Linked DNA regions of Homo sapiens: region 1 is linked to region 2. Evidence: read pairs that join two places in POLR2A ChIA-PET (ENCODE). Cell type or tissue: OCI-LY7. All regions are shown on one strand. Links, peaks and the distances in the headings refer to the core of each region. The heading gives the core; the rest is flanking DNA. Region 1 has its middle 70 kb from the start of LPP-AS2. Region 2 holds the start of LOC124906315 (a long non-coding RNA gene).

Region 1 (16,051 bases), core at 2,552-10,551, 180 kb before region 2:
TGTAATGTTGGATTTGCCTGTTCCTGCAGCATAGCCTAACCTATTCTGAGTGATACCAGGAGCAAGGCCAGGCTTGTACTTCAGGAGTGTTATGCTTACTGTGGTGTGCAAAATAGGCTTCCTTAGGAGAGAATAGAGGCAGGAAGAATGGTTAGCAGAGGGTGCAGTAGACCAAGCAAGAGATAATGGGCACATGAGGGAAGGCAGTGGCCAGGAAGATGGAGGACAGGTACAGTGGTTTTCAAAAAGCAGGTTTTCAAAGGTAACTTTGAAAAACGAAGAGTCACGGAGCCTGGCAAACAATTAGATTGATATGAAGACACATTGTTGACAACTTTCAGAGTCCCACTCTGGTGCAAAAGGCATGATTACCTAGAAATGTCCCTGGGAACTCATTCTTGGTGGCCTGGACAGTTGCCTCTTTGGGATCAAAGACCTCTGCTTTTCCCAGCAGGAGGGGCTGCACCCAAATTCAGCTTCTGATGGGACCTGGCAGGAGGCCTTTTCTACATAAGGGGGTCTCTTTCTGAACTCAGCCTTCTGTGATTCCAAGGTTTGCAGGTGTCAGATACTTGGCTCTTTCACATAACTCCTGTAAACATCTAAACCCACTGGCATATGAAAGCCAGACAGCCTGGCACCCATACAATCCACTGTTCCCCTACGCAAGTATGCTTCAATATGTGACCTTTAAAAACGAAACATGCACCCCATGACAAATTTTGCAGGATATCCTGGCTTTCATATGTCTCTCCTAGGAAAAGCATGAGACTGGCCTTTTGGCTTTCTACTACCGACTTTTACGTTGTAAGTTTTCCTTTAAAATTCTGTTTTGTACTCCGTGCTGTGTCTCGAGCCCTGTTGCATGTTGCCTGACAGGTGTGACAACAAAAGGACTCGTTGTGTGCAGTAACCATGGCTGCGGAATTACAGTTCCACTCCTCTGACTATGGATATGGAAGAACAGGCCTGCAGAGGGCCTGATGGATGTGGCCTGGCCCCCGACTCAAAAAGGAAAGCCGAGGGCTGTGTGCAGTGGTTCATGCCTGTAATCCCAGCACTCTGGGAGGCCAAGGTGGGTGGATCACCTGAGGTCAGGAGTTTGAGACCAGCCTGGCCAACATGGCAAAACTCTGTCTCTACTAAAAATACAAAAAAATTAGCCGGGCATGGTGGCACGCACCTGTAGTCCCAGCTACTTGGGAGGCTGAGGCAGGAGAATCGATTGAACCTGGGAGGCAGAGCTTGCAGTGAGCTGAGATCGCGCCACTGCACTCCAGCCTGGGGGACAGAGCAAGACTCTGTCTCAAAAAAAAAAAAAAAAAAAGGAGGACTCCTCCAGGATGGGTACTCAACCTTAACGAAATTATTTGACAGAATTCAATAAATCAGCATTTTTTGAGAAGAGATTCAACATTCTTCCAAATGATCAATTTGCACATCTCCACTTTTCAACTCCAGCCATTGAACATCTTGAGGAATTCTCAAAGGATCCCAAAACATGTACAACTTGGCAGTGAATTGTTTGCAGGTGTTTTTCAGTTGGTTCTTTGGATTTCAGGGCATGCTTGCTGGATAATGCTTCAATGGCAACCGAAGACCCAGCCCAGCTCTCTCATGTCTCTTATCCCCATACCACAACTGAAGCATGGTATGTTTGTATTAAAAATAGTCAAACATGCTCTAGTAATTTAATATGTAGGGTGATATTTTTGTTTGAGTTTCTAGTTGGCATATTAGTAGTTGAGAAAAACATTGAATGAGACTTTTGCAGAATGGCTTAAAGTAACTTCTGGGCATTTTCAAGGACTTTAAGAGGCTGATGACACTGGTTACTTGTAGTGTCTAATTTTACTACAAAGTGTAAGTCTTCCTTTGCCTTTCACTTGCGGTGTCATGTGCACACCTCTTACGGTTGTCAGTCTAAGAGTGGTTTGGGGCTTATGTCAGAATTCATGAGTGGGAAAGAAGGAAGAAGAGAGATTTTCCTGTGGTAAATGGAGAAGATCTGGAGAACAGGCAAGGATGAAGAGGACTGGAGAGGATGTGTTTGTACATGTAAAAGAGAAATTGCTTGAGGGGTGTTACCTCAGTGGTATGCAGTGTAAGAAAGTGGAAAGGGAGGGTTATGATAACTGCAAGATCCCCTGATGGGGAAAGAAAACCTCATGTGGAAACCAGCTCCAGCGCCAGCCATGCTGGCTTTCACTGGGGAAGCCTTTTGTGTGGGAGCGTGCTGAAGGTCTGTGCACGGTATTTGTACTCCACAGGCTCTTGCTAGCCATAGCCACAGCATGGTGTAAGCAGCCAGAAATGAAGACATCCCCAGGTCTTGTCCTGACTTTACTTTTGCTTTAATTCACTCAATGTATCTGGTGAATCCTTCAGTCTGATGAGGAAACAGCTTCCCCCACCTGCTGTGTCCTGTGCTTGCATCACTTACCCCCTCTGGAGAGGGTGGTCTGTGTCTCCAGGTAAATGAGCTTCCTAATACTGACCCCAGGATTCTATGGACTTCCCTACACTGTCACCAGCAGGGCTGGTCCAGTAAAGGCCTCCCACACATCCAGGACTTTAGTTTGCTTAGTTTACACTGTGTCAAGGACAATGGAGAACACATATTCTCTGGGACAGCCTGGCTCAGGCAAGAAGAGGGAAGCAGGAAGGTTCACGAGTCATGGCCCTACTTCTAAGAGGTCCACTGGCAAAGCCACCCCAGTTCCCTGCACCCAGGGAGGGGTGCAGAGAAGTAGGAAAATACCACCTTTTTAGCTGCTTACACTGAAAGCATCATCAGAATAGAGACATTTTAGGTAGAGAAAAAATTCCCCAAGTAACAGATATACATACAGTAGGGAAATTTTTTCTATTCTATAATTGCTTTATCAATTTTCATACTGGGATAATATTTCTCTAAACTGGATAGGAAATAAGAGGGGAAATGGAAACAAAACACGTATACAGTGATACGGGCACCTCAATCTCAGCATGTTCTTTTGTTTTTTTTTCCAAGACAGAGTCTCTCTCTGTTGCCCAGGCTGGAGTACAGTGGCGCAATCTCTGTTCACTGCCACCTCCGCCTCCTAGGTTCAAGTGATTCTCCTACCTCAGCCTCCTGAGTAGCTAGGATTACAGGCACACACGACCGCACCTGGCTAATTTTTGTATTGTTTAGTAGAGATGGGGTTTCACCATGTTGGCCAGGCTGGTCTCGAACTCTTAGCCTCAAGTGATCTGCTCACCTTGGCCTTCCAAAGTTCTGGGATTACAGGTATGAACCACTGCGCCCAGCCCTCAGCATGTTCTAATGGCAAAGAAATAACTAACTGCTGATTAAATTTTGCTCCAGTATATGCCCAGTTTCCGGTTGTTCTAAAAAGACATAAATGTTATTTACTAATTTCATTTAAAAGGTAATAGATTATCTCTGTTTGCATGGCCAGTTTTTTTTTTCTGCATGTATAAAACTGAGCAACAAAGTTCCTCTAAACAGAAGTAGATTGCAGCCATGATATGATCAATAAGAGAAACTTAGCCACAAAGTGTCCTCAAGCAGTTAGAGCATAAACCTGAACCAATATTGTGTGTCGGTAGCAATTTGCTTTTATTTATTCATCAGCATCCCCTTCAACTAAATATAAGTGTGGGCAAAGAACAGTTACAGACATGGACAGGCACTCGTTTCTCTAGAATTATTAAGAATCACTGGACTGTGAAATATCAGTGTTTCAAAATTTCTGATTTCTCCTGTGAGGTACTTTTCATATTTTATTTTGATAACTGAATGCAAATGAGCTTCAGGGAACCCTTTCTCACCTGTGTTCTTTGCATGCTGGTACAACTGAGTCTGTTTATTAAGGACTATTAACAAATACATAGCCCAGTTTAGAATTATACAAATCAACTACATTAGGGGAGTTGCCAAAAAAAAAAAAATTGAAGGTAGAAACAAAACCTTCTTTAATTGAAGCTCTGTTGATTTTAGTTTTCTGTAATTATTATAATTGTTGGGATGTTCGATGCTAAGAACTTCAAACTAAGAATGGAAAGTTTGAGTTCAGGCTCTACCTCTTATTTTATTATTATGATTATTTTTTGAGACAGGGTCTCGCTGTGTCACCCATGTTGGAGTGCAGTGGCATGATCTCAGCTCACTGCAACCTCCACATCCTGGGCTCAAGTGATCATCCCACTTCAGCTCCCCTACCTAGTAGCTGGGATTACAGGTGCGCTCCACTATGCCTGGCTAAGTTTTTGTAATTTTGGTAGAGACGGGGTTTCGTCATATTGCCCAGGCTGCTCTCAAACCCCTGGGCTCGAGTGATCTGCTCACCTCAGCCTCCCAAAGTGCTGGGATTACAGGCATGAGCCACCACACCCCAGCTACCACTTATTAACTCTTGAATGTGGAGCAGTCACCTCCCCTGTTGGCCTTGGTAAAATTGGGATGAGCATCCTTTTCATACCTGTCTTACTGGCTTACTGAGGAATTTAGATAACAGAATAGATGTAGTAGCTCATTGTGAGATTATCCAAACATGAAAGAATGAACATGACTCCGTTTAGAAGAGCCCAGGAGAACAGGGACACATTACCTTTGTCCAGATATAATGAGCTCTTAGGAAAAAGGAAAAATGACTTTCTTCACTGTCGTTTCAGTAATTCTCATCTTTATAACAGCCACAGCCATAGTTAACAGTCATCTCATTCCTCCTGTATTAGGTGCCTCATCATCTTGTATATATGTAATTTGACAAGCACTGATTAAGCACCTACTTTGTTCCATGTACCAAGTACCATGTACAGAGTCAAAGAAATGTTCTCATAGTATACAAGTAGATCTAATGAAAGGCAGAGGTTGGGCTGGGCGTTATGGCTCATGCCTGTAATCCCAACACTTTGGGAGGCCGAGGCAGGCAGATCACTTGAGGCCAGAGTTTGAGACCAGCCTGACCAACATGGTGAAACCCTGTCTCTACTAAAAATACAATAATTAACTGGGCTTGCTGATGTACACCTGTAATTGCAGCTACTTGGGAGGCTGAGGCATAAGAATTGCTTGAACCAGGGAGGCGGAGGTTGCAGTGAGCTGAGATCGTGTCACTGCTCTCCAGCCTGGGTGACAGACTCTGTCTCTAAATAAATAAATAAAAATAAAAACAAAGGCAGAAGTCTAATCGGATGACATGGGCTCTCTGTTGAAGAGAGCTTAATTCCCATGGGGTGAGTTTGTGGGTGCTCTTAGGAAAGGTGAGATTCAAGCAAGTCTCTAAAGGACCTGACACAAATATATGCTAGGTATGTCCTGATGCAATAAGCAAAAGAATCACTTTCAGCATCATGGTTAGTTGAATCAGACCCTGATCAGTGAACTGGCTGCAGTCTTCTTCCCTCATCTTAATGTCTGAACATCTGGGGTTTAGCAGAGAGGGGCAACACATAGTGGACACTCAGCAAATAACGTGGAGGCAATTCATGAGCAATGCAATATATTTGGGAGTGCGGCTGGATGGGTCAGATACTGGAGTAAACAGAGGGTGTTCACCTTGCTCCAAGACCTTGGCCAGGTCATTTGTCTTCTTCCCTCATCACGATACTGGACAGGAAAATCTGATCTGCCTTGGAGGCTTGTTAGCAGTTTGCTGCCTGGCAGGTCTCTGGCTCAAGTCTGATTGCCAAGTAGCAAGAATAAAGCAACTTCCTGAAAGCATGCTGGGGACGATAATGACCGTCATATGAGATTTGAGGTTGGGGAGAGTGTCGTAGGGAGCAGCCATCACTGTCCTGTACAGGAGGACTAAGCTAAACACTAATATTAGAATTTTTTTAAAGAAAGCGATTAAACAAAGATAATTGTCTGTTGTGTCAAGGTAAGCTTCCTAGGGCACTTTTCTTTAAGAAGGTTAATTATCTTCATAGATAGCTAGAATATTAGGGTTATTAAGGAGGGGGGAAAGATTGTTGATGTTTAATCTGTAGTTCTTCATGGCATGCTAACGAATTGAAAAATATAAAGCTGATTGGTCCAAAGGCTTGGCTTGGAAAGCTCACTGTGGAATAACAGAGAGTGAATTGGCCAGCCTCCGAATTATTGCCATGCAAATGTCAAGTAGCCAATGCTTCCTGTTTTAGTAGAGGCAGTGTCCGAGAAGCAGGTAGAGGCTTGAGGGTGCAATGATGGTGATTTTGGGGGAGTCACTGAAAGCTGCAGATGGCACTGTTGAGAGTGTAGCCCATGCCCACATCCTCACCCACCTGCAGGACTAATTTTGTCTTTGTTTTTGCTGCCAGTGGAGTCTTTCAGCTAAAAGTTTCCCTTGCATAAAGCGTGATGTTTTAGAAGTATGGAAAGCATCTTTATATATTTGGATTAGTAGTACCCACTTTGCAAGAAATGCTGTTTACCTCTGGTTATGGGAATTGAACGTAATGGAGAAATTAGAAGTGAGTAAAGCCTCTTTACAGCTTTACTGAAGCTGGGCCTTGGGCCTTTGGGAAAAGTTTGCTGCTGTTCTGAAAACAATCACTCCCTCCCACCACGTGGAGGCCCACTGCAGCTCTTGCAGTCACTGGCAGTCCGGAGCTTCAGCTTGTCCCTGCCCCTAGTACCTCTTCCAGCAGTGGCTGGTCGCCGCCTCACTCAGCTGTTATCCTGCCTCATGGGTTTTCCTGGCTGGCAGCTGCAGGTCACTGCTAAGTCTCAGAATGTCTCAATTTCTGCACCACCCTGTTGTACCCACTTGTGTTGGTGCTCCCCTCAAGAGAGAAACAGGGCAACACAGAGGAAGTTTGTAGGCAAGAGCAGTTTCATGAGTGAGCAGATCATGCAACTGATCAGAGCCCTGCGCTCAGAAGGCCCCGCTCTTGAAATACTCTTTGGCTCCAGGAAGACTTCTCAGACTAGATACCTCCTCTGCTGGTTCCTACTGCAGTGTTTCAACTCCATAAAGCACAAATTACATTGTAATGTTTTTATCTGCTTGCTTGTCTATCTTGTTTATTTCAGAACAGGAAACAAATTTTATTCATTTCTGTGTCCTTGGCACCTAGCACAATATTCAACATGTACTACGTGCTCATTAAATATCTGGGGAATGACAACAGAGGTCCGTAATTGGTTGGTGGCACTGGAGCTGGAATCAAAAAGTCTCCCATCTCTCCACCTTGGGCTTGGACAACTGCATTTGAAAATGGGTTTTCAAATGACAGCTTTTATGGGGATCTTCTTCTTTTCTGTCTCACTCGAAGTGGGTTTGTAAACTAGCAAAATTGCACCTGCCACTAAATTCTTCCTTGAAAGTCAAATTGGGTTCAGGTGAGCTCTGCATTTCTAGCTGAACAGGTACTGCCACAGGGTGATGAGGACTCAGCAAGACCAAAAGAGGTTTAGTGTGAACTCTGCTGGGTTCGCCACTGGTGCATCAGTTGCAAGCAACAGAACCGGACAAAGAAGAAAGCACAAGGAACAGTCCAGTTCTGGAAGGCTGGAAACGGAAAGGAGGTTATGGAATATAGAGAATGGTCATTCTTCTCTTCCTCCACATTTCTTGATTTCTGCTTCATTTCTCTTATTTGATAGCTATGTGACCCAGGGCAGGTCACTTAACCTTGATGAAACTCATCAATAAAATGAGATAATAACGTCTCTATTGCCCACCTCATGGTGTCTTAATAGGATCAAATTTGAAAGTGCTTGTAAAAATGCTTTGTAAAGTTATAAGATATGATGCTCATATAAAGATCTGTTATTACAAAATATACTTACCCATGTGGCTTTCTATGAGACTCCTTTACTAAATTTTAACCAGGCTTGGATATCCCAACTGAACTTTACTATTTAGTGTAAAAATTGAGATTTTGGCAGTTAGGAAAACCCAGAAGTGCCTTTATTGACCTTCAAATATGAGTTCTAGGATGGCCTTATTGTTGTCTCTGGGTAGGACAAAATTATCAACTTTGGTCCTTGCACCTTACAGAAGTTGTCTACTGCTTTTCCCCCCACAAACTCTACTTCAAATTCAAAACACATTTTTATGATGTTTTATTCTATTCCAAACATAATGGACAGTGTAAATCTTGTTTGAAGGCTCATGAAAAAAACCAGACACCAACACAAATAATTATAACCCAAGGTAGAATATAAGAGAAATTACAACAATGGCTTTTGACAGCTTGGAAGAGGAGAGATGACATCTAACTAGGGGACTGAGGAGTGATTCATGAAGTCTAATCTCTGGGTCCTGTGATTTTGGGACTCAATCTTTTTGATAAGGCAAAAGCCCTCCCCAATTCTCCAGAAACTTGTGGACCAGTGTAGAGAACATTCCTTCAGCAATCTTTCTTTCTCAGAGCCTGGAAATAACACTCTCAGATTCTCAGTCTTTTCTTCCTTGTGAGGCCCAGAGCTCTGCGCAGCTCATGTTTGAGATGATTGGCCTCCTAGAATCTTGCAGGGTAGCCCCTAGGCAAGCCTCTTAGATTCTGTTTTCTTATCTGCCAAATGCATGTAATAATATTTACTCCAAAGGAATGTAGTAACATTTAATTGATGTTTGCAAAACCTTCTGAGATCTACAGATGAAAGACCTTGGAGACAAACACAACATGATCATTAAAGAAGACTTAATCCCTTCATCAGCCTTTAGAAGTTCTCTGTTTGCTCAATCTGTACCTTCTTTGAGGGATCACTGTACCTCATTTCCAGATGCAAAAAATTCTTATGGAAAGAGACAAGTGGTCCTTGATTTTCTGGTCACCCTCTGGGATGTTCTCTGTTCAACATTATCCCTAGACTGACACACTCTCTCTCCTGGATTTTTTTTCCCATTTTGCAAGCAATGGCTTGTCTTCCTCACACCTGGTCAATGCTCACCCTGATCTCACTCAGGAGACTTCTGTGAGTGAGAAGACACTGACCCATTAGTAGTAAGTTTGTTGATTTCAAAGACTCACAAATTCCTGCTCTTTGAGCTACAAAGAAAACATCATGCTCATCTTGGATGTTAGTGACAGCTTTTTACTCCCTTGAAAAACTTATCTCCCCTTTCTGGAATATGATATTTTTTATCTCTTCATTCTAAAAATATGATGAATATTCTTGGTCTCTGACTCCCTGGTGGGAAGAGTGAAGCCCCGTCATAGATTGGTCATTTCCTTTGGCTTTATCATTGATTTTCCTTCTTTTCTATTCTTAGATTTTTCAACTATAAAATAGGATAATGATCATTGAACTATTTTTCTCAAAAGGTTGTCCTGAGGAGTTAATGAGAACATGTAAAGAAAATCACTTTGCAAACTCTAAATGATGTATAGACACAGCTGTGAGGTCTGATCCGTAATGCAGACGTCAATGGATACAGCCAATGCTCATAGACACAGATTTGTAGTGAAAGTAAAGTCATAAAGATCAGTGTCCCTGTTTCCAAGTTTGCTGAAATATTCTCATCTACAAACTCTTGTCTGTTGACCATCTGACCTCTGAACATCTGCAATAATGGGGAACTCACCAGCTACTGACAGAGTCTGTTTCATATCTGGAAACATCTCACTGTTAAAAAATCCTCCCTTTGGCTGAGATGACATCAGTTTCCCAGCAGCTTCCAGAACTGATTTGTAATTCTTGTTCTTGATTCTACACCAAAAAGTTATGAAAACCCCCTTCCCTATAATAGTCCTTCAGATTTGCAAAATAAAGGATTATGTCTTTGCTGGGTTTTCTTATGACTGATTAAAACTCCCCAGTTTTAAAATATTTTCTCATGGAGCTTTGTTTCTCGGCCTTTCACCATTACAAAGGTAGGATTGGTGATTTGCCCAACAAATGGGGGAGGCAGAGGCTCCCGGACCACAGTAGAGCAGATGGGAATGGTTGGATCCCTATGTACTCAAGGTTACAAGGATCAGGATGGAAAGGACATTTTTATCAAATAGTGCCAGCCAGCCCCATACCCAGCATTGTCAGTGCCTCACACACAGTTGGAGCTAAATGAATAAATACTGCCAGTGAATAAATGCAATGAGAGCTTTGTTATCTATAAGAGGCATCTATTTTATTCCTCCAGAACACTGTAATTTTGGAGTGTCTTTCTATAATTTTTCTGCTACTATATCACTATGGAGGACAAATTTTACTTTCTTCTTAAACACTGAGATGTATTGAATTCCACTGAAGTTTTTCCTTTGAGTCTCAGATTTTAGGTGCACATGAGAAAATGAGATATGAGGGAGAACAGGAAAGTGGGTGAGATAGGGTGTCACCTAAAATTTCTCCTGCTATTTGCAGCTATTTCCCATACTCAGTCTTATGTTGACAAAGCTTTGAGCTCATAACAAAAATGAGTTTCCAAAGCATTAAAAGGGGGTGGGGCATGAGTCACAGATCCCAGGGGGAGACATTGGATGTCAGTCAGTCCAATCCGGCACCTGATAATTGATCTCCTTTACAACACCGGATTCAGATTTGGTTAATATTTACTGAGCAGCTACAGTGTACTAGGCACTCTGTAAGATGCTTTTACATAAAACCTCTCATTTTGTCCTCCCTTCTCTGCAGTGAGAAAGGTATTAGAGTCCCCTGGCGTCAAGAAAGAGAGATTTGACACCAGCAACACTGACCTGCTGCTAGTATACTCCCGATCTTCTAAGGAGATGTTTCATTCATTAAATCAAGAGAAGTCTATGAAGCCTTCAGCAATGATTCCTAAACTGTATTCTTTCAGGTCTGTGGAGTTTGTAAGAGCTCCATATATGCGCTCAAGGTTGTCTAGAGACTGCAAAAAATAGACATATTTTACTCATATATACTTGTTTTCTCAAGTGTATTGCGGATACTGTTGTGATAAATCAAATACAATTTTTAAAACTATGTCACTAAAACCACAGTTTTTGTCACCATATATTTTATCAATCATTAGAATTTTTAATTAACATACTTTATTTTTTGAGCAATTTTAGTTTTACAGAAAAATTGAGCAGAAAGTATAGATTTCTCATACACTTCCTTGTCCTACCTCTCTCCCCAGCCTCCCCTATTATTAACTTTTTGGATTAATGTGGTATATTTGTTACAGTTGATGAGTCAATATTGTTGCAGTGTTATTAATTCAAGTCTATAGTTTACATTATGGTTTACTCTTTGTGTTGAATATTCTACAGGTTTTGATAAATGTGTAATGACATGTACCCACCATTATAGCATCCACTATTATAGACACAGAATAGTTTCACTGCCTTAAAAGTCCCCTGTACTCCACCAATTTATCCCTTCCTCTCTCCCCTGAACACCTGATATTTTTAGTGCTTTCATAGTTTTGCCTTTTCCAGAATGTAATATAGACAGTATCATGCAGAATGTAGCATTTTCAGATTGGCTTTAAAAAAATTAGTGGTATGCATGTACGTTTCCTCCATATTTTTTCATGGATTGCTAGCTCATTTTTTATTGCTAAATAATATTCCACTGTATAGATATACCACAATTTGTTTATCCATTCTCCTATAGAAGGACATCTTGGTTGCTTCCAAGTTTTAGTAATTATGAATAAGACTGCTGTAAACATCCATATGCAGGTTTTCGTATGGACATAAGTTTTCAACTCATTTGATTAAATACCAAGGAATGTGATTGGTGGATTGTATGGTAAGAGTATATTTAATTTTGTAAGAAACTGCCAAGCTGTCTTTCAAAGTGTCTATTTCATTTTGCATTCCCACTAACAGAGAATAAGAGTTACTATTGCTCCACATCCTCATCAGCGTTTGGTTGTCAGTTTCTTGAGTTATCTTTATTCTAATAGGTAGGTGCTAATATGTCTTTGTTATTTTAATTTGTAATTCCCCAATGATGTATGATGTGCAACATCTTATAAATACATATTTTCCATCAGTATATCTTCTTTGGTGAGGTGAATGTTCAGATATTTTGCCCATTTTTAAATTGCATTGTTTGTTTCCTTATTCTGGAGTTCTAACTGTTCTTTGTATATTTTGAATAACCGTCCTTTACCAGATATGTGTTTTGCAAATATTTTCTCCCAGTCTGTGATTTGTTTCTTTATTCTTTTAATAGTGCCTTTCACAGAGTAGAAGTTTTTAGTTTTAATAAAGTGTAACTTAACAATTCTTTCTTTTATAGGCTGTGTTTTTGGCATTGTTTCTAGGAAATCATCATCAACCTCAACGTCATCAAGATTTTCTCTTATGTTATCTTCTAAGAGTTTTATAGTTTTGTGTTTTGCACTTAGGTCTATGACCCATTTTGAATTGATATTTTGTGAAAGGTGTAAGTTCTATGTCTAGATTCACTTTCTTGCATGTAGATGTCCAGTTGTTCTGGCACCATTTGTTGATATGACTATTGTTTCTGCATTGAATTGCCTTTGCTCTTTTGTCAAAGATCAGTTGATTTTTCATGTGTGGGTCTATTTCTGGGCTCTATATTCTGTTCTGTTGATTTTTTTTCCTATTCTTTTGCCAGTCCTACTGTCTTGATTACTGTAACCTTATAGTAAGTCTTTCAGTTAAGATAGTGTCAATCCTCCAAATTTGTTCTTCTTTAAGCTTGTATTGGCTGCTCTGAAGCCTTTGGCCTTTCCACATAAACTTTAAAATCGGTTTGTTGATATCCACAAAGTAACTTGCTACGATTTTAACTGGGATTGGGTTGAATTTATAGATTAATTTGAGAAGAACTGACATGTTGACAATATTGAGTTTTTCTAGCCATGTACATTTATTTAGCTCTTTGATTTCTTTCATCAGGGTTTTACAGTTTTCCACATATAGATCATGTACATATTTTGTTAGGTTTATACCTAAGTATTCCTCTTATTTTAGTGCTATGTGAAAGGTTTTGTATCAGAATTTCTAAAGGATAAGTAGTATTAATTGGGACACCTATATTTTTTAGGTTAAAATGTGGTCTGCTTAATCCAAAAGATGAGAAACTGCTGGCTGATGTGATACTGGACATAAAGTAACTAATGGTAGGGCTCTGAGCTTCTGCTCCCAGAGGGGTATCTAATGGTGTTTCTGTGGCAATGTCGTGGTACACTAAGAGAGAAATGCCATTTGCAGCTCAGACTCTAAGAAGGAAATAACTTTTACATCTTCAAGAGTTTAAAACATGTTTCCCTTGCCACATCCCACATAGAGAGAAGGTGGGCAGCAACATAAAAGCCTGTGTAAAGAGTGCAGGTTAGAGGAAGGGAGAACTATAGCATTATTCGACTATTCTTTTTCTCTAGCAGAGTAGATACACCGCATTGCTCTTAGGACAAAGACAAGGATTCTTTCCAAAGCCTACAAACTGGGAATGGTCTGACCTCTATCAGCCTCTTAAACCATATGCTCACTTCCTCCAGGGCTTGGCCACGTCGGCCTTACACATCCTCTTCTTTGCTTTTCCACAGGGAAAAGTCTACTTTTTCCACAGGGGACTTGAATCTGCTGGTTTTTCTCCTCTTTAGCCAACACATGCATTACTTCCTTGATCCTCCCAAACCAGGCCTCTTAAAGTGCTATATGCTTCTGAGCACTTGTTGTACTATGATTTTGCATTTATTTATGTGATTAGCTGATTACTAGACCATAAGTTCCACAAGGAAAGGCAGTTACATCTGTTTTTTTCTCACCATTATCATCTCAGTGTCATCCCTGTTGAGTGAATCAGTGATTGATTAGATATCTTACAGAATTAAGAGCTGTATATATTTCTTATTTTAGAGTATGGAGGCCAACCAGTTATCCAAAAGATCCTCTAGGTATTATGATACATACAGACACTTGCTATGGGTGGTTCTCCATCCAAACAACACAATCAACATTCTGGTTTCCAGTGAAACTAGAAAAACTAAGTCAGTGGAAACTAAGTCAGTAGCTTTCCTCACACATCTTTGTCGTCGCGAGGCTTATACCAGTTTGGAAAAATTTAATTTTAAGAGCTTATTTGGCAAACATTTACTAAATATCTACTCTGTGCCACATGCTGCGTTAAATGAGAACCAGACATAAAGTGTCTCAGCCATGGTCTCCATCTTGGAAGACTGGAGTTACAGTGTGGGAGGGATACCTGTCAATTCCACATCAAACTAAATGGTCGGGGTGGAGTCATAGTGAGGGCTGTAAGCTGATGCTCTGGGGCCCCATTCGGTCTTCCTGGTTTTGTTTTTGTTTTCGTTTCTTTGGCTGTACACTCCTTCTGAAACTTTTTGACCTGAATGACTTAGGCCAGTCCCGTACATTTTGTTCCTTTAGTCTTCCACCACGCACTTCTGTCTCATACTTTGCTGGGTATTTCTTGTGTTTCCACTGCCTGCTTGGCCCCGAAGTACATCCAGTTGCTGACCTTTGGTTGGGGCCAATCCTTCTCTGGGGTCAGTGGTTGGCCAGAGAGAAACTGCTTTTCACATTCCTGTTTTGTGCAAGGAACTGTGGGAGACACATATAATTGGATCATGCAGGGCCCTGATGTCCAAGAACTCACAGTCCAGTCAAGAAAGTGACACACACTGTCTCAGAGTGTTTACCAAAGCAGCTGTGAGAAGCGACTGGAGCACATGTTTTGATCCCTGTGTTTGCAGCTCCTGTTCATGGCATGGCAAGATCACCATGCAAGCCCTTATCTTGTCTTCTTTTAGGGAAATTAACTGTGGTTCTGTTACTGTGTGACCATGGGTAAATTACTGCAACTTCAGCTCATTGAGCTATGGTTTCTACACCTATAAGCTGGAAGTGATATTAGGGGACAACCAGGTTGTTGTGAGGTTTAAATACACAATGCAGGCCCGGTATGGTGGCTCATGCCTGTAATCCCAGCACTTTGGGAGGCCGAGGCCGGTGGATTACGAGGTCAGGAGATCGAGTCCATCCTGGCTAACATGGTGAAACCCCGTCTCTACTAAAAATACAAAAACAAAATTAGCAGGGCATGGTGGCGGGTGCCTGTAGTCCCAGCTACTCCGGAGGCTAAGGTGGGAGAATGGCATGAACCCGGGAGGTGGAGCTTGCAGTCAGCTGAGATCACGCCACTGCACTCCAGCCTGGGCGACAGAGCAAGACTCCCTCTCAAAACAAAAACAAAAACAAACAAACAAAAGGAATATATATAGAAATGCTTGGCATAACATTCTGTATAGAAGAGATAACCAACTAATATGGAGTCTGAATCCTGCTTTATGGTGACCTTCATAGACCCTGTTGCAGAATATGTTTTGGCAACTCTCAGGCCTACCTTTCATAGGAAGCCTCAGCAGGGGATCGGGCAAACCTCATCCCTGCCCAGCCATCAGCTGCACAGAACACTCTGTGCCGGCAGCAGGCCTGGCCATGTGACCTCTTCTCCTTCTTGGCTGTTCCCACTGGCAAGCTGTGAATAGCCAGAGACACCCTCCATAATGCTGAGACCTTTTCCCAAGGAGCCCAGCGGGAAAAATGTTCTGTGTCTTTGCAAAGCCTGACCCTCTTCTGGGGCCAATTCTGCTGGAGATACAGAGAACCTAATTGTTTCATGTACTTCACGTCTCTCTGTTGGTGGCCACTTAAACCCTTCTTTACCATAATGAATGAAATGCTTCAAAGAATCAGGATCCAGCAATCTCAATGGCCCCAGGAGCACCAAGACGTTCAGGTTGACAGATTCAGAGAGTGTCAGAGCAGGAAGGCATCTTGAGCTTATTTGTCCAACCTCCCCCTTCCCCAGCCACCTTATAGCTGAAGAAGTTGAATGTCAAAGAGACAAAGCCACAGACAGACCTAGATCTCTTGCCTTCCAGGCCTGGGCTTCTGCTGTGACACCATCCTGCTTTCCGCATGTGGAAAGAAATATTGAGTGTGGTTGTGTGCGTGTGCATGGGGCCCCACTAGTGCCAGTTGTCGCAAGTGATAGATCAGACTCAGCCAAAAAAAAAAAAAAAGTTCACATGGTTGGGAATGTGGGAGACAACAGATTAGCTTGTACAACTGAGATGCCAGGAGGACATCTGGCTTTGGCTGTGTTCTTGGGATCTGGTTTTGCTCTCTCCATCTTTTAGCTCTTCTTCCTTTATGTTACCTC
Region 2 (16,051 bases), core at 2,998-10,997:
GCTCCCACACCCAAACATCTGGCATATCTCATTCTGTCATTTGAAATCTTATTAATTTGCCTATTTCACTTAATTTGTAGAACGAACATGATCATTTAATAATATTCACTGTGCTACTCTATTTTCCTAGTGTTGTGGGGAACACAAATTTGAAGAAAATAAGGTTTCTGGGCCAAGTGCAGTGGTTCATGCCTGTATTCTCAACACTTTTGGAGGCCAAGGCAGGAGGATCACTTGAGGCCAGGAGTTCTAGAGCAGCCTAGGCAGCTTAGTGAGACCCTGTCTCTACCAAAAAAAAAAAAAAAAAATAGCTGAGTATGGTGGTGTCCACTTGTAATGTTAGTTACTTGGGAGGCTGCGATGGGAGAATCAGTTGATCCCAGGAGTCAGAGGCTGCAGTGAACTATGATTGTGCCACTATACTCCAGGATGGGGGACCCTGTCTCAAAAAAAAATTCTGCTTAAGTAGCTTACAATTTATAAACAGAGGTAAATTACTGAATATAATACAGGGTTGAGTTATGCCAAAAGTTGTAACAGTAATATAAACTAGTGCTTCCAGAACTTTTCTGCACATTGAACTGCCTAAGGAGCTTAAGAAAATCGTGACTGCTGTATCCTATTCCCAGAGATTCTGATTTAATTGGTTTGAGGTGTACGCTGGGCTTTCTAAGTTTTAAAAGATCCCCAGATGATTCTAATCTGTACTGGCCTAGTAGACGAACTGGGAGACACACACACACACACATACACACACACATACACACACATACACACACACATACACACACACACAAAGATATTTTAATAGAGAAATTTGAAATGTTTTCATGGAGGAGTAGAGTATAGAATTCTACTTGAGGCCTGGTGTGATGGCTCAAGCCTGTAATCCCAGCACTTTGGGAGGCCCAGGTGGGCAGATCACCAGGTCAGGAAATCAAGACCATCCTAGCCAACATAGTGAAACCCCGTCTCCACTAAAAATACAAAAATTAGCTGGGCTTGGTGGCGTATGCCTGTAGTCCCAGCTACTCAGGAGGCTGAGGCAGGAGAATCGCTTGAACCCGGGAGGAGAAAGAATTCTACTGGAGATTCAGTTTAATAGTGAGGATTAAGTTGCTGGCTTTGCAGTTATAAACTGGAATTTGAACTTCAACTCTGTATCTTAGTGGCTGTGTGTTCTTGGGTGAGTTACCTGCCCTGTCTGAGGAGCAGCCATGAGCAGCAGCACACAGGGTCTGCAGGAGTGCAGAGAATATGGAGAAGGCAATGTGGGGTAAGGGGCAGGGAGGGGGCACATAGCTTTTCCTGCTGAGAAAAGGTGGAGATTTACAAGAGAGCATACTCAGAGGAGACAGAAAAGAAGTGGTGGATGAGGTAGATCTTGAAGAGGAAAGATTGTTCCTAATATCCAGAAAAATCTCTTCTCCCCATCCAGCCCTCTCACCCAGATAAAAAGTCGGTTTGGCTGAGTTTCTGCTATGATCTAGAATACAAATCAAGAAACCACGGCTAAAGAGCCAGACCAGAGTCACATTCTTCCCAACAGATCTTCACAAGCTGGGCGCAGGAGCCTCTTCATCAGCTGCTTCCTCCAGTTGCGTTTCTCGGGCCCTTGGGCAGTCCCAATGAGAACAGAGGAAATTATTGAAAAATTGCCTATTAAGTATATAATGAAAGGTCAACAAACTAAAAAATTGAATATAATGAACAGAATACTGAGAATAAAATACCCACACTCTGAGTAAATGCAGATCTGCTCAAGTTAGCAATTGATTGCTTTTATTGGTTCTATTGTAAGGTTGGCTTAAGTAATAAGTGGCTATTACACTGAGAATGTTGGTTCCTTAAGTTCTGTCAGGAGGCCCATGACAGGGTTGAAAGAAATAAAACTACATTTTCAAATGAAAAACTAGTTTTGTTAGAGGATAGCAAAGAATTTCAATAAGATTGTCACATGAATTGCAAATGCTTGGAGGAGGATGCTGTAGACGTTTTGCAGAACAGAATCAAGTTATAAAATGTAGAGGCTACAAAGGGCTTTGGGGTTCATCTCATCCAATCTTCTGTGTGTATAGATGGGAACATGAGAGTCCAGAGTGGTGACATGATTTGTGCAAGGTCACATAGTAAAATAAATGCTGAAGAGGGAAGGCAAATTAGTTTCTTTGTCACCTAGATCTCATTTTCCACAAGGAATAAAACACCTTTGAAAAAAAATATTTTCAGTCAGGAAAAGCTGGGCTTTTCTTGAGTGACAGGTTACTTAACAACTGTTGAACCTTGTCACACACCTATGATATGGCCACAGGACTCCGTGAATTTTGTAAAACAATCTTATTTCTTCAATCCCTCTTCCTATCTCACCTTTACCTTTTCTTGCCTCATTTTCTTTCCTTTTTTTTTGCATTAATTTATCTTTGTTATATTAGAAGTATCAGTACAATTTATCTTAAATTTTTTGTGGAACAAGATAGGATAAAAAGATGTAAGTAGCTTCATTTGACTTGTACCATGCTCTCATCATAGACAGAATTTATATTTATTGAATATTCTCTATGTGTGTATATATATTATTATTTTTAAAAATTCTCTTGACATCACCGTGAAGTGTGCTATATCGTTATTTTCATTTTGCAAGTGGGAAAACGAATCTTGTAGATGTGAAGAAATTGTCTGGATCATACAACTGGAAGGGAGGAGGTTGAATTCAGCTGTGGGTGACCTCAGGGTTCATGATCCTCCCCTATGCTGGGTGACTTACTGTAGATCTTCATTGCCCTGGAGCAGGAAAGCTGGCTGTGTGCACTGAGTGGCCCGAATACACTGTTTCTCCACAATTCTCTGTTGCTCGATTCTTCAGAAGTGTCTATTTATTTCACTCAGCAAGACCTCAAATATTACTCCAAACAACTGGCTTCCAAAGAGTTGGCTATTTTCCCTGTTTTTAATGTTGGGAGAAGAAACTCAACCAGTCATTTTTCTTTTTTTACTCCGTTACTTTACAAGAATAAAAATAATCATATTAAGATGTCAAAAATAAATTTTAAATGTGCAAATGTGGGAGAAAGACACCTCCTCTCTGGGAGAATCCAAAGTAATTTAAATATACTCCTGTGTGCTCTTTGTGTGAAATGCAGTGGCCACAGTTCAAATTAAGATGTTAACAAGATATTAATAAGAATGAGCTGGGAATAAACACGGGATTGCAAAATCAGTTCACAAAGTCATTTAAATTAGGAGCACACGATGTGATTGGGAGTCTGCATGCCCTGCCCCTGTTGTCTGTGCTGGCTCCTAGGAGACAGGCCTCCTTTCCACTGCTTCTTCTACTGACAAGTTGATGGGCGTACCTTCTCTGTGCCCAGTCCTGAGCCAGAAATGAATAGGAGAATAAAAGAACTAGCTCTTGCCCTTAGCGAGGTCCAGTGTGGTTGATGAATTTGACTTTGGTTAGAGTGAGCAAAGCTTACGCCCAAGAAACTATTAGAGTTCATTATACCCAAGCAGGGTTAATTTCAGAGCTGAATGGCTGATACTATAAATTTTGACTACTGTAAAGTTCTACAGTGATGGAGCTTGGGGTAACCTCAGGGATACTTGTGAAAACCCTCATTATATAGAGGGAGTGGGTTCCAGGAAGACCCAGGGAGAGAAAGGGACTGGCCCAGAATATTACAGCTAGTTAATGGTAATAATCATGGCTATTCATTTGTTATCAGACCCCGTGCTATACAGTGTATATATTCAACTTCTTATCTAATCCATGACAGTGTTGTGAGGCAGGCATTGTCCTGTTTAGGGATAAGGAAACTCAGGCATAGAGTTGGGAGCTTCTTGCCTGTGATCACATAAGATAGCTGTAGAGGAGGGATTTGAATCCCCTTTACGTCTGACTGCAAAGACCATTTTTTTTAACCTTTAAAAACAGATATGGGACTAGCATCTAGAATCAATTTCACTTTGGTGTAATGCTTCCTTTAGCATAGAGAACCTTTGGTATATTCACTGATTTATTTGATATGCATTTTTCCGAGGGCTGACTATAAGCAGATCTTGGGCTAGACCCTGGGGATATAAAAAATTAATAAGTGTAAGTTCTTAACCTCCTGGAGCTCAAAGTATAATGTAGTGACTGACACATGAAAAGGAAAATTACAGTACAGTGTGATAAGTGTTATTATGGAGACATAAATAAGTGCTGTGAGAGATTGGGGCAGAGCGAAGGGTTCTGCCTGGAGGAAATAAGGGGCAACATCACAGAAATGGTGAAATGGGAGTTTGGGCCTTGAAATATGAGTTTACCAATCACAGGAGGCCAGAAGTACTTTCCAGAAAAAGGTAACAGCACATGCAAAGGCCCCAAATTGTGAAAGGAATTGGTACGTTTGGTTAAGAAGTTCAGAGTGGCTGTGTGGGGTGGCAAAGCTGAGGATGAAGCTTGAGATCAGATTGTTAAGTGTTATGTTCCCCAGCCAAGGAATTTTGTCTCAAGTTTATGGGCAATAGATCATCAATAGGGATTCCTAAGCAAAAGTGTGTCTTGGTTAGATTTGCTTTTTAGGAAGATAACCCAAGGAGACATGGAGGACAGAGAGCAGATGTTGCCGTGGTCCTGCTGAAAACTAATGAGGGCTTGAGCCAAAGCATTGTGGATGGAGGGGAGGGGTGGATGAGGCCTATTAATTTCTGAAGTTAAACTCCTAGGGTTTGTTGACTGACATGCGGAGGGTAAAGGAAAGGAAGTGTCTAAGGAAGACTCTGTGATTTCTAGCTTTAGAAGTAGAGTGGAAAAATATGCTGTTAACCAAGGCTGAACACAAAGGACACAGAGCACATTTGGTGAATCTATAGGAGAGGGCTCTTTGGAGCACAGTATTTTAAGTTTCTGTAAAAAACACCCCACTAGAGATGTGAATAGGCTTTTGGGAAGACAGAGATGGTTTTTGCGGGAGAAGTAGGGACTAGAGTCATCAGGGTATAATGGTACTTAAAGCTCTAGAACCAAATGAGTGTTCCCAGGGAACTTTGGGTGGTGGGGTCAGGGGGAATAGATAGGCTCAAGGTGAAATCTTGAAGCATCCCAACATTAAAGTGTGGGCAGCATAGAAGAGACTGTGGAGAACCAGGAGAGAATTTCAAGACTGATGAAGAGTTGGTTTTTAGTGCAAATACCACTTTGGGAATGAGGAGGATGAAGACTGCAAAGAAATCATTTGATTTGACAATGAGGAGGTCACCAGGGACCTCATCAAGAGGGTTTTCAGTGGTGTGAGTATGTGTGTGGTTGTTTATAAGCCAGGTTGTAGTGGGTGGGGTGTAGGCAAGGAGTGAGATCATGAAGATGGCAATACATACTCAATAAATTTAGCTGTGAAGAGGAGACAGCTTTATCAATTACTGGATGAAAAAAATGGTTTTAAGAATTTAGAGAGATTCAAGGACACTGATAGGCTGAAAGAAAGGAGTTCCAGAAACAGGAGAGACTGATAATCCAAGAGGTAAAGAGGATAACTGGTGAAGCAGGTCCTTGAAGAAGGCTGAAGAGAAAGGGACTAGTTCATAGGTGGTTGGACCAGCCATGGTGAGAAGAGATCCCTCCACCTCTCTTCTTACCATCAGGGAAGAGGAACAGAGAGGTTTGCTGGTGGTGTGTTTAGAAGAGGAGGAGCAGGAGAAACTCAGAGGAAATATAGTGATTGTTATGGACTGAACGCTCATGCTTCTCACCCACCACCAACTGTATATGTTGAAGCATATCCAAAGTGTGATGGTATTTGGAGGTGAGGCGTCTTGTAGATAATTAGAGTAGGAGGGTGGGACCTCATGAATAGCATCGGTGCCCTTATAAAAAGATCTCAGGGAGCTCTCTAGCACCTTTACTACCATGTGAGTGTAAAACAAGAAGTTGGCAGTCTGCAGCCTAGATGACGGCCCTCACCAGCACCCGACCATACTGGCACTCTGACCTTGGACTTCCAGCCTCCAGACTGTGAGAAATAGATTTTTCTTGTTTTTTGTTGCCATGCAGTCTACACCACTTTGTTGTAGAACTCAATCTGACAGTGAGATTCTAGTTGCATCCCATCATTGCATAGATGGGGAAATGGAGACTCAGAGAAGTGGAGCAATTTGTTCCAGTTTGTGATACAAGTAAATGGGGGAGCCACGGCTGTGAATGGCATCTCCTGACCCCCATGCCTGTGCTCTTTTCACTCCCCACCTGCTTCTCAGACTCTCATGGCCTGGGGAAGATCCTGAAACAAGGGAGGATGAGCAGTGATATCTAACAAATATGCCAAAAGCGAGGTGAACTGCTTTGAGATTTCACCTTGAGTCTATCTAACAAATGATATCTAACAAATGTACCTCCTCACAACCAGGCACAAGCTCCTCAGAGACAAGACCCTTCGGAATGTCTTCTGGGCTTGTCAAATAGGCTCAAATATACTTAATACTCTGTGAATCTCCTTTGAGGCACCTGGCCCTGCATTCTTCACAAATAACCACATAAAATAAGAACTCTAAGACCCTCATCTTTTTCTGGTGTCAGCTCTCACTTGCTTTCTCTCAGCTAGTTCTTTCCATACCATCCTCACTTGCTTCTTACACCTACATTCTATGGCTTCCAGCAGATGCCTGGAATTTTCTTGCCAGATTCTCCCTAAATGAAGATTCCTCTGGCTCACCTTCCTGTGGTCACCCTGAGTAAGGCTCTCTTGGCACTTTGCAGTCCCAGAGTCCCTCATGCAGGCAGGGATCCTCTAAGGGCAGGTTTTCACTGACATCACCCTAACTTCCTCAAGTGGAACTTGAACATATTAGTCATTTCATGCTAATGCCACAGTTTTTACTAATTTATATTTTTTTAAAATAGTTTTTTAAAATTTTTTAAAAAATTATTAATCCAGTAACTGTTGAGAGGATAGTGCCTGGTGGGGGAAGGAGCGATGAGTCAGACACAGTCTCTGTTTTCAAGGAGTTTTTGTCTAATATTAGGGAGCAAAACAGCAAATTAAACAGCAAGTGTGAAAGTGATTAGCAGGGTGCCCAGCTTAATAGGTGAGAAATTATTTTCATTTAAAAACTGATATACATAAATATCTGAGAAGGGATAAAGGTGGTTCTAAGAACAAGGAGATTCCTAGATTTAGTTAGAAGCACAAGGGAAGAAGTTGAATATGAACATGAAGCATGAGTCAGGTTTGAGCAGGCAAAGGTGGGATTGTTGGGGGGGTGGGCACATTTCAGATGAAGAGAGCTTGTCTAATATGCCACTGTGTTTACAGGTGAAGCCAGCTATTGAGAGAAAACCTGGAAGTTTAGTGTCTCTTGTCCCACAGCAATGGAGTACAAGAACTGAGACCCATGCCAAATGCTGTGATTCCCAGGGCTGGTGGCCATGTGCAGGACTAGTTCCCAAGGAGAAGGGCCAGAGGGCTTTGGGCGCTCCTCCCTGCCCCCATTCTGACTCATTGTGGGACCGAGCTGAGTTTAGCGCTTCATTTCCCTTCTTCAGGCCAGCGCGATTTGAATGCACCTGCCTCCCTTCTGTCCCCGCTGCCTGGTGAGGATGGCCGTTGTGAGGGGCAGGGAGTACTTCCTAATTGTGTTCCTGTGGTCTAGGTCCCACGTGAAGGCTCTTGGCGGTCTCACTCAAATGAGGTGGGGGCAGCCTGACCGCTCAGTCACACTTGGAGGATGGGTTGGCTAGTTCTTCTCACCCTCTGGTCTGGTTTTGAAGTTGCAAATTTCTTAAGTTGCTCTTAAGAAAGGTGTGGGCCAGGGCTGGCGGCGGTGAAGTGGAGTGGCGGCGGTGAAGTGGAGTCTTCAGAGAGCTGTCAGGTCTCAGCCACTGTGCTCCGTATCTTCCTCCTGTGCATCCTATTAGCTCCGGAGCTCCCAACCTTCTCCTTTCCACAAAATTAGACACATCTGAAATGCAGAGCAAATAGTCTCACAGGGGAAAAAACAAAAAAGATGAGGCAGTGGAGGAAGGGGGAGACAGTAAAAACTACAAAATATTTCCATGCACCTGGAAGGGTTAGTGTCCTTCCATGCAAAGTGAGTTTGTCTGGAAACTCCTGCTACACGGATTGAGGGTTCACCTTGTTTATCTGCCAGGACACAAGAGCTTGGCTTATCCATCCAGGGCATTGCTCCCACCAACCACACCTGCACAGTGGTGAAGAAACTACAGAACTCTGAGATGTATTATTATCACACCATCCTCAGGAACTGGGAGACAGTAGGGTCAATGTTCTATACAGCAATTAGAGGTGCTGACCTGTTTGAATTCTCTTGGTCTCCAGGGCAGAGGATGTTGGTGGTGATGATGATAATGCTATCAATAACTTTCTGTCATAGTGAGTCATACTGCTACAAAGGACTTTCACATTTATTGACTCATTTTATCTCAAAAGCGCAATGGAGACCCCATTCACCTTCAGAGTATCCCCAAAAGATAAGCCACCATGGCTAGTAAGTGGACTTCAGTATAGACTCATTATTTAGAGCGGAATATAGTGGAACTTTTGGGATTTGCATTGTGGTCTTGCCCTTACCAGCTGGGTGACCTTAGACAAACCACTTCACCCCGCTGAGCCTTAGCTTCTTCATATGTAAAAATGTGTTAATAATAACTGTCTCAGAGGGCTATTGTAGGGGTTTAAGTGACTTCATGTAAATAAAAAGGCCATTATAAACTCTAAAACATTATGCAAATATTAATTGCCTTCTATACAAGAATGGGCTATTTGCAAAAATGAATGTAAATATAGTTTGAGATGGCAGGTGTGACGTGCCTGAAAGAGCACTTTACTTGGGATCTGAAGATGTGTTTTCTATTTTGGCCTCTACATGTCAGGTGGCAGTGAGGAGTGTGGCTTTCAGACAGGCAAACACAACCATGCAAAAAAAAACGGTGGCCACCATCCGCCTGTCACCTTGTCACCTATGGTAGACTGAATGATGGTCCCAAAGATGCCCATGTCCTAATTCCTGGAACCTGGGACTATGTTCTCCTACATGTTAAAGGGACTTTGCAGATGTGATTAAGTTAGGGGTCATGAAGTGCAGAGATTATCCCATGTCATCCAGATGGGTCCATTGTAAGGTGTAGGAGGAGAGTTGTGTGACAATGGAAACAGAGATTATATGCATTGAAGATGGAGGAAGGGGCCACAAGTCAAAGAATATGAGAATCTCTGGAAGCTGAAAAAGGCAAGGAAATACATTCTCCCCTACAGCCTCCAGAAGGAACTCTCCCTGCTGGCAGCTTGATTTGAAAGCCCAGAGAAATTAATGTTGGATTTTTGGTTTCCAGAACTGTAAAAGGATAAATTTATGTCATTGTAAGCCACCAAGTTTGTGCTGGCTTTGTTACAATGGCAATAGGTAACTCGTGTATACCACCTCAAAATAATTCGGCTCCTATTTTCTTTCTCCCAACCTGAATCCAACTTCTGAATAGGCTAGTGGGCATTCCCAAGTTTTCCTCTACTTTTTTGGTGGGCCAGCCTGGAGCTGACCTTTCTAATTCTGCACAGCTTATGCATCACTGGGATTGATAAATGATAAACTAACTCATTGGTTCTGCACCCTAGATTGGCTGGAGCTCTTCCTAGGGGTACTCAGGCTCAGGAAATGCAGCCTTTGTGGCTTTGAGCAAGTCAGTTAAACTCATGGGCTCTCTATTTTTTCATCTGTCATTTGGGGATAAAATTTCTTTCTATGCCTACCTCACAGGGTGAAGACTTAAGAGAAATGATATCAATGAAAGCTCTCTGCCACTTGTAAAATGCTCTACAGGTATGAACCCTGTTATCATCATCATTAGCATTATTTTATTTTTAAAAGAGTAAAAACGTTATTAAATGAAATGAGTTATAAGTAAGAGTTTCTGTTTTTTTCTTTCTTTAACTTTTATTTTATGTTTGGGGGTGCATGTGAAGGTTTGCTACATAGGTAAACACTTGCCATGGGGGTTTATTGTAAATATTATTTCATCACCCAGTACCCAATAGTTATCTTTTCTTCTCTTTCTGCTCCCAGCCTCTCTTGGTATTATTTTTAAAATATCGAATTTTCCAGCTTAATCTCTTTCAAACTTAATATATATGTTGTGGCAATTGACAGACACTCTGATTCTAGACAAGGCTAAAATAATCCTAAGGAGAATATCCAGTTGAGCATTGGCTTTTAAATATCTGGATTATTCATAAGCTTGAACTTCCAGTATGGACCCCAAAATATAAAAAACAGATGCTGTGGGGCCATTAAATAATTGTTCAGTAATATCACCCATTTGGAGATGGTGAGGCTGGGCAAATTTCACTTGCCTTTCTCTTCGTGGAACTGAAAATGGAAAAGACACATGCTAATCAGAAACACGGTCATCTGAAAACAGGGGCTTTAAAAATATCTTTCGGCCACAAGATTGCCAAGAGCAGAGGAGCTGTGCATTACTGCAAAGCCCTGCTTGTTATATCTTGCCAGTGAATAATGAAGACTCCCACTAGTGACAGGCTCTTTCTCAAACACTAAAACCACAATTTACCTAAAGCTCGCCCTGGACCCTCAGAATCATTTATTTGCCACAACCTCACTAGTCTTCTCTGACTTGATGAGGATTACAAAAAACTCCAACAATCATCTGGTAAATTTGCTCAGAGGAGCAGAGAATATTAGAATGCAAGGGGAAGGCATTGGTGGAGGGGGCTAACATTCATCAACCACTTAAGTCAAGTTTCAAGACTCTACTTTTCCACACATACTATCTAATTTTACACTACTGTTCTATTTTTGTGGCTATTATCCCCATTTTACAGAAGAGGAATCTGGGGTTAGAGAGATTAGGTAACTTCAGAAGATCGTAGGAGAATGTGGTAAAGCTGGCTTTCCACACTGTGTCTAGTTCATCCCTTTACAAAAAAAGGAAAACGAGAGGAATTGATTGCCTCAGGATCATGCACTTACTTGGTGCCCCTTGAGTTCTAAAAGTCAGGCTCGCTGAATAATTTGTCTTGACCCCCCACTTTGAATCTACTCCCAAAGGGCTTTCCCCTGTTACTAGAGATGCCCCTGGCATGTGTCTCTGCTGCTGTAACCAGATTCAGCAGCAGAATGGAGAAAGGGGCATGTCCCAGTTGCTATTGAGGCATAACAAAGCAACCCAAGCTTAGTAGTTTAAACTGTGGGTTAGAAACTTAGGGGAGACTAGGCTGGGCATTTATGGCTCGGGAGCTCTCATGTGGTTGCAGACAGTGGCTGAAGCTGGAAGAGTTGGGGAGGAGGGTACTGGAGCAGTGGGAGGCAGGCCAGGCATCTTTCAGGGTCCCTCCACATAATCCTTCTTTATGGACCACTTTGGGTTTCCTCACAGCATGGCAGCCTCAGGGCAGTTGGACTGCTTCCTTGGCAGTTCAGTGGTCCACATGCTAGACCCTAGAGAACAAGGAGGCAATGGCATCATTTTCTTTATGACATACCTTCAGAGATCACACAACATCACTTACTCTATATTAGAATGATTGAAAGTGAGTCACAACCCCACCCAGATTCAGAGGAAGGAGACTTGACCTCACCTTTCGATGGGAGAAGGCCATGTAGTATGGCAGTCTGTCATGGCGAGAAAAGGCTGCAACAGTCGGAGCAAGATGAGGGATCTCAAACACTGAGAAGAGGGCCAGTTATTTGTGCACAAGAATATAAACACAGTCTCTTATTGACAGAGAAGCGCCTTTATGAAGAGAACCTGGAAGAACACTAGCAATACCCTATTACTTAGCAAAAGAGTGTATTAAGCTGACAGCGGGACAGGGGCATATTAGAGAAGGTCCCCAGATTATGTCTGGGAAGATCAATCAGTTTGGCAAAAAGCTCACAGAGCAGGGATTCCTGGAAGCTAGTAGAAAGAGTTCTATACAAATTGCCAGATTATATCTTACAGACTCAACCTTTTCTTTGAAAACATTAAAGAACTTAAGTTTTCTAAATCGCTTAGTTGCCTTAAAACATCCCTATGTTCCCCCCAACTTAGCCGAACGTTAATAGATTCTGGATATATATTAATGACCATTTCCATTCAATTATCCTTCGATAAAGCTATTTTAAAAAAATGAAAAGGAAATGCTATCTACCAGGTTGCTTTTTACTTTATTTGATGTATTTTTATTTCTTAAATGAGCATTTACCTTTACCAAGTTCTATTCTATGTTCTGGTATAAACAAACATGAGAGCACCCTGCCCTCCACAGGTGAGAGCCACCCACTCAATACAGAGGGGGCAGGGGGTACGGGGGGGGGAGCCATGTGTATCCCATGAATGAAATCCCAGGCCCACGTTTCTGAAGGTACCATGTGGAAGATAGTATTTAAATCCTGCTGTGTGTATGACTGATTTAAACCCCTGGTTCAAGTACATGGTTGTTAGTTGAGCGTTCTCCTCGGGTCATTCATTGTGTGAATTAAAAGAAACAAGGTATGTGAAGTACTTGGCACTTGGCATGTGGTGGGCATTCAGAAAAGTGGACTGCTTTTATTGGGTTGGGTTTTATTATAATTTAATATTAACATTGTGGTATGAAAAGTGACTTCCTGTTTACAAATCACTTTCTTATTTTTCATCTTATTTAATGATAGCAATCCAGTGATTCAGGCATTGTAATTATGGTCCCGACTTTACACACTGGGACATTGATAGTCAGGGAGGTCAAGTGACTTACCTGGGGTCTCTTAGCTAATACGCGGCAGAGCGGGGATTTGGAACCCAGCAATGACACCAAAGCGATCCCTTTTCACCTTACCATGCTGTTCCCTAAATTGACAGATGACCTTGTGCAAGCATTCCATAGCCCACCCTTCAATCTGGCCTTCAATTTCTACATCTGCAAAGTGAGAGGACTGAATTAAATTATGTTTGAGGCCCCATCCAGGTTCCAGCGACTCTGATTAAAAGCGTATGTTCAAGCACAGACCCTGCTTGCTGCAGAGCTCCTTGTGAAGATCCGAGCCCGGCTCCAGAGGGGGCTAGAGCCTGGACCTGTGCCCAAATCACAGGCCTGGCTTGGCGTCCATCACTGTCTTTGACTGCCAAAGGACAGAATTCTCTAGAGGACCTAACTCCAATCTGGCCAACTTCTGATGGCCTAAATTATCCTCTGACCTCGAACTTTTGATCATCTGAAGCTTATTTTAAAAATGGCTTAGAAATAGCCATTACATCTCTCTGGAGACCCCTTCCTTTCTTACCCTCATTACGTTCCTCCAACAACAGGGAAGGGAAACTGCGAGACAGGCAATCTGTATGTAATTTTTGTCTCTACTGCTGCCTTTCTGTGTGACCCTGGGCAAGTCATGTCATAAACAGAGGCTTATCAATAAGGGTTATCCTTTCTTAAGGATCTAGGAAGCCATGTGGCTTCCCCTTCAGAGAGAATTGGAAGACCTAGTACACATGACTTCAAGGTAAGAAAACCATCAGATTTTCTGTAACAATTAGAAAAATCATTCAGGGCTAGTCTACTTTAATTGCCCTTCTTTAAAAACAGTTTTTCTACTGTTTTGAAAAGAAAACAGGTGAGGAAAATGCTTTCTGTATCTGGCCCCAAGAGAGATTTTAAGTCTTTTTTTTTTTTTTTCTTTTTCTTTTCTGTTTTTCTAATATGGTTTTGCCTTTTTTTTTTATTATACTCTACATGTGCACATTGTGCAGGTTAGTTACATATGTATACATGTGCCATGCTGGTGCATTACACCCACTAACTCGTCATCTAGCATTAGGTATATCTCCCAATGCTATCCCTCCCCCCTCCCCTCACCCCACAACAGTCCCCAGAGTGTGATATTCCCCTTCCTGTGTCCATGTGATCTCATTGTTCAATTCCCACCTATGAGTGAGAATATGCGGTGTCTGGTTTTTTGTTCTTGCGATAGTTTACTGAGAATGATGTTTTCCAATTTCATCCATGTCCCTGCAAAGGACATGAACTCATCATTTTTTATGGCTGCATAGTATTCCATGGTGTATATGTGCCACATTTTCTTAATCCAGTCTATCATTGTTGGACATTTGGGTTGGTTCCAAGTCTTTGCTATTGTGAATAATGCCACAATAAACATACGTGTGCATGTGACTTTATAGCAGCATGATTTATAGTCCTTTGGGTACATACCCAGTAATGGGATGGCTGGGTCAAATGTATTTCCAGTTCTAGATCCCTGAGGAATCGCCACACTGACTTCCACAATGGTTGAACTAGTTTACAGTCCCACCAACAGTGTAAAAGTGTTCCTATTTCTCCACATCCTCTCCAGCACCTGTTGTTTCCTGACTTTTTAATGATTGCCATTCTAACTGGTGTGAGATGGTATCTCATTGTGGTTTTGATTTGCATTTCTCTGATGGCCAGTGATGATGAGCATTTTTTCATGTGTTTTTTGGCTGCATAAATGTCTTCTTTTGAGAAGTGTCTGTTCATGTCCTTCGGCCACTTTTTGATGGGGTTGTTTGTTTTTTTCTTGTAAATTTGTTTGAGTTCATTGTAGATTCTGGATATTAGCCCTTTGTCAGATGAGTAGGTTGCGAAAATTTTCTCCCATTTTGTAGGTTGCCTGTTCACTCTGATGGTAGTTTCTTGTGCTGTGCAGAAGCTCTTTAGTTTAATTAGATCCCATTTGTCAATTTTGGCTTTTGTTGCCATTGTTTTTGGTGTTTTAGACATGAAGTCCTTGCCCATGCCTATGTCCTGAATGGTAATGCCTAGGTTTTCTTCTAGGGTTTTTATGGTTTTAGGTCTAACGTTTAAGTCTTTAATCCATCTTGAATTGATTTTTGCATAAGGTGTAAGGAAGGGATCCAGTTTCAGCTTTCTACATATGGCTAGCCAGTTTTCCCAGCACCATTTATTAAATAGGGAATCCTTTCCCCATTGCTTGTTTTTCTCAGGTTTGTCAAAGATCAGATAGTTGTAGATATGTGGCGTTATTTCTGAGGGCTGTGTTCCGTTCCATTGATCTATATCTCTGTTTTGGTACCAGTACCATGCTGTTTTGGTTACTGTAGCCTTGTAGTATAGTTTGGAGTCAGGTAGTGTGATGCCTCCAGCTTTGTTCTTTTGGCTTAGGATTGACTTGGCGATGCGGGCTCTTTTTTGCTTCCATATGAACTTTAAAGTAGTTTTTTCCAATTCTGTGAAGAAAGGCATTGGTAGCTTGATGGGGATGGCATTGAATCTGTAAATTACCTTGGGCAGTATGGCCATTTTCACGATATTGATTCTTCCTACCCATGAGCATGGAATGTTCTTCCATTTGTTTGTATCCTCTTTTATTTCCTTGAGCAGTGGTTTGTAGTTCTCCTTGAAGAGGTCCTTCACATCCCTTGTAAGTTGGATTCCTAGGTATTTGATTCTCTTTGAAGCAATTGTGAATGGGAGTTCACTCATGATTTGGCTCTCTGTTTGTCTGTTGTTGGTGTATAAGAATGCTTGTGATTTTTGTACATTGATTTTGTATCCTGAGACTTTGCTGAAGTTGCTTATCAGCTGAAGGAGATTTTGGGCTGAGACAATGGGGTTTTCTAGATATACAATCATGTCGTCTGCAAACAGGGACAATTTGACTTCCTCTTTTCCTAATTGAATACCCTTTATTTCCTTCTCCTGCCTAATTTCCCTGGCCAGAACTTCCAACACTATGTTGAATAGGAGTGGTGAGAGAGGGCATCCCTGTCTTGTGCCAGTTTTCAAAGGGAATGCTTCCAGTTTTTGCCCATTCAGTATGATATTGGCTGTGGGTTTGTCATAGATAGCTCTTATTATTTTGAAATACATCCCATCAATACCTAATTTATTGAGAGTTTTTAGCATGAAGGTTGTTGAATTTTGTCAAAGGCCTTTTCTGCATCTATTGAGATAATCATGTGGTTTTTGTCTTTGGCTCTGTTTATATGCTGGATTACATTTATTGATTTGCATATATTGAACCAGCCTTGCATCCCAGGGATGAAGCCCACTTGATCATGGTGGATAAGTTTTTGATGTGCTACTGG

What was found. ChIA-PET counts read pairs that join two places held together with the same protein. Peaks named below come from ENCODE experiments on the same cell type or tissue, not always from the same donor. Only the 100,000 strongest peaks of a DNase experiment are listed, where the experiment ranks them.
Region 1: POLR2A ChIA-PET joins it to region 2 with 28 read pairs; 2 of 35 experiments call an interaction of 5 or more read pairs at or near these places.

Annotation. Positions count from the first base shown.
Region 1 is chr3:188,075,690-188,091,740 of GRCh38, reverse strand. No RefSeq gene overlaps it. Among named protein-coding and RNA genes, the nearest start is that of LPP-AS2, 70 kb to the left of the region's middle. In OCI-LY7, for the core only: CTCF peaks have their summits at 6,259 (motif pointing right) and 6,458; DNase peaks (open chromatin) are centred at 5,680, 6,190, 6,550, 6,800 and 2 weaker places; H3K4me3 peaks cover 3,253 bases; H3K27ac peaks cover 5,388 bases.
Region 2 is chr3:187,893,839-187,909,889 of GRCh38, reverse strand. It overlaps LOC124906315 (a long non-coding RNA gene), which reads right to left and starts at 12,267. Exons shown (of 3, transcript XR_007096212.1): 1 at 11,586-12,267; 2 at 8,036-11,445; 3 at 7,016-7,935. RefSeq lists enhancers at 7,544-7,593, 7,600-8,101. In OCI-LY7, for the core only: CTCF peaks have their summits at 8,698 and 8,921; DNase peaks (open chromatin) are centred at 7,609, 8,749, 9,629, 10,439 and 1 weaker place; H3K4me3 peaks cover 4,611 bases; H3K27ac peaks cover 5,702 bases.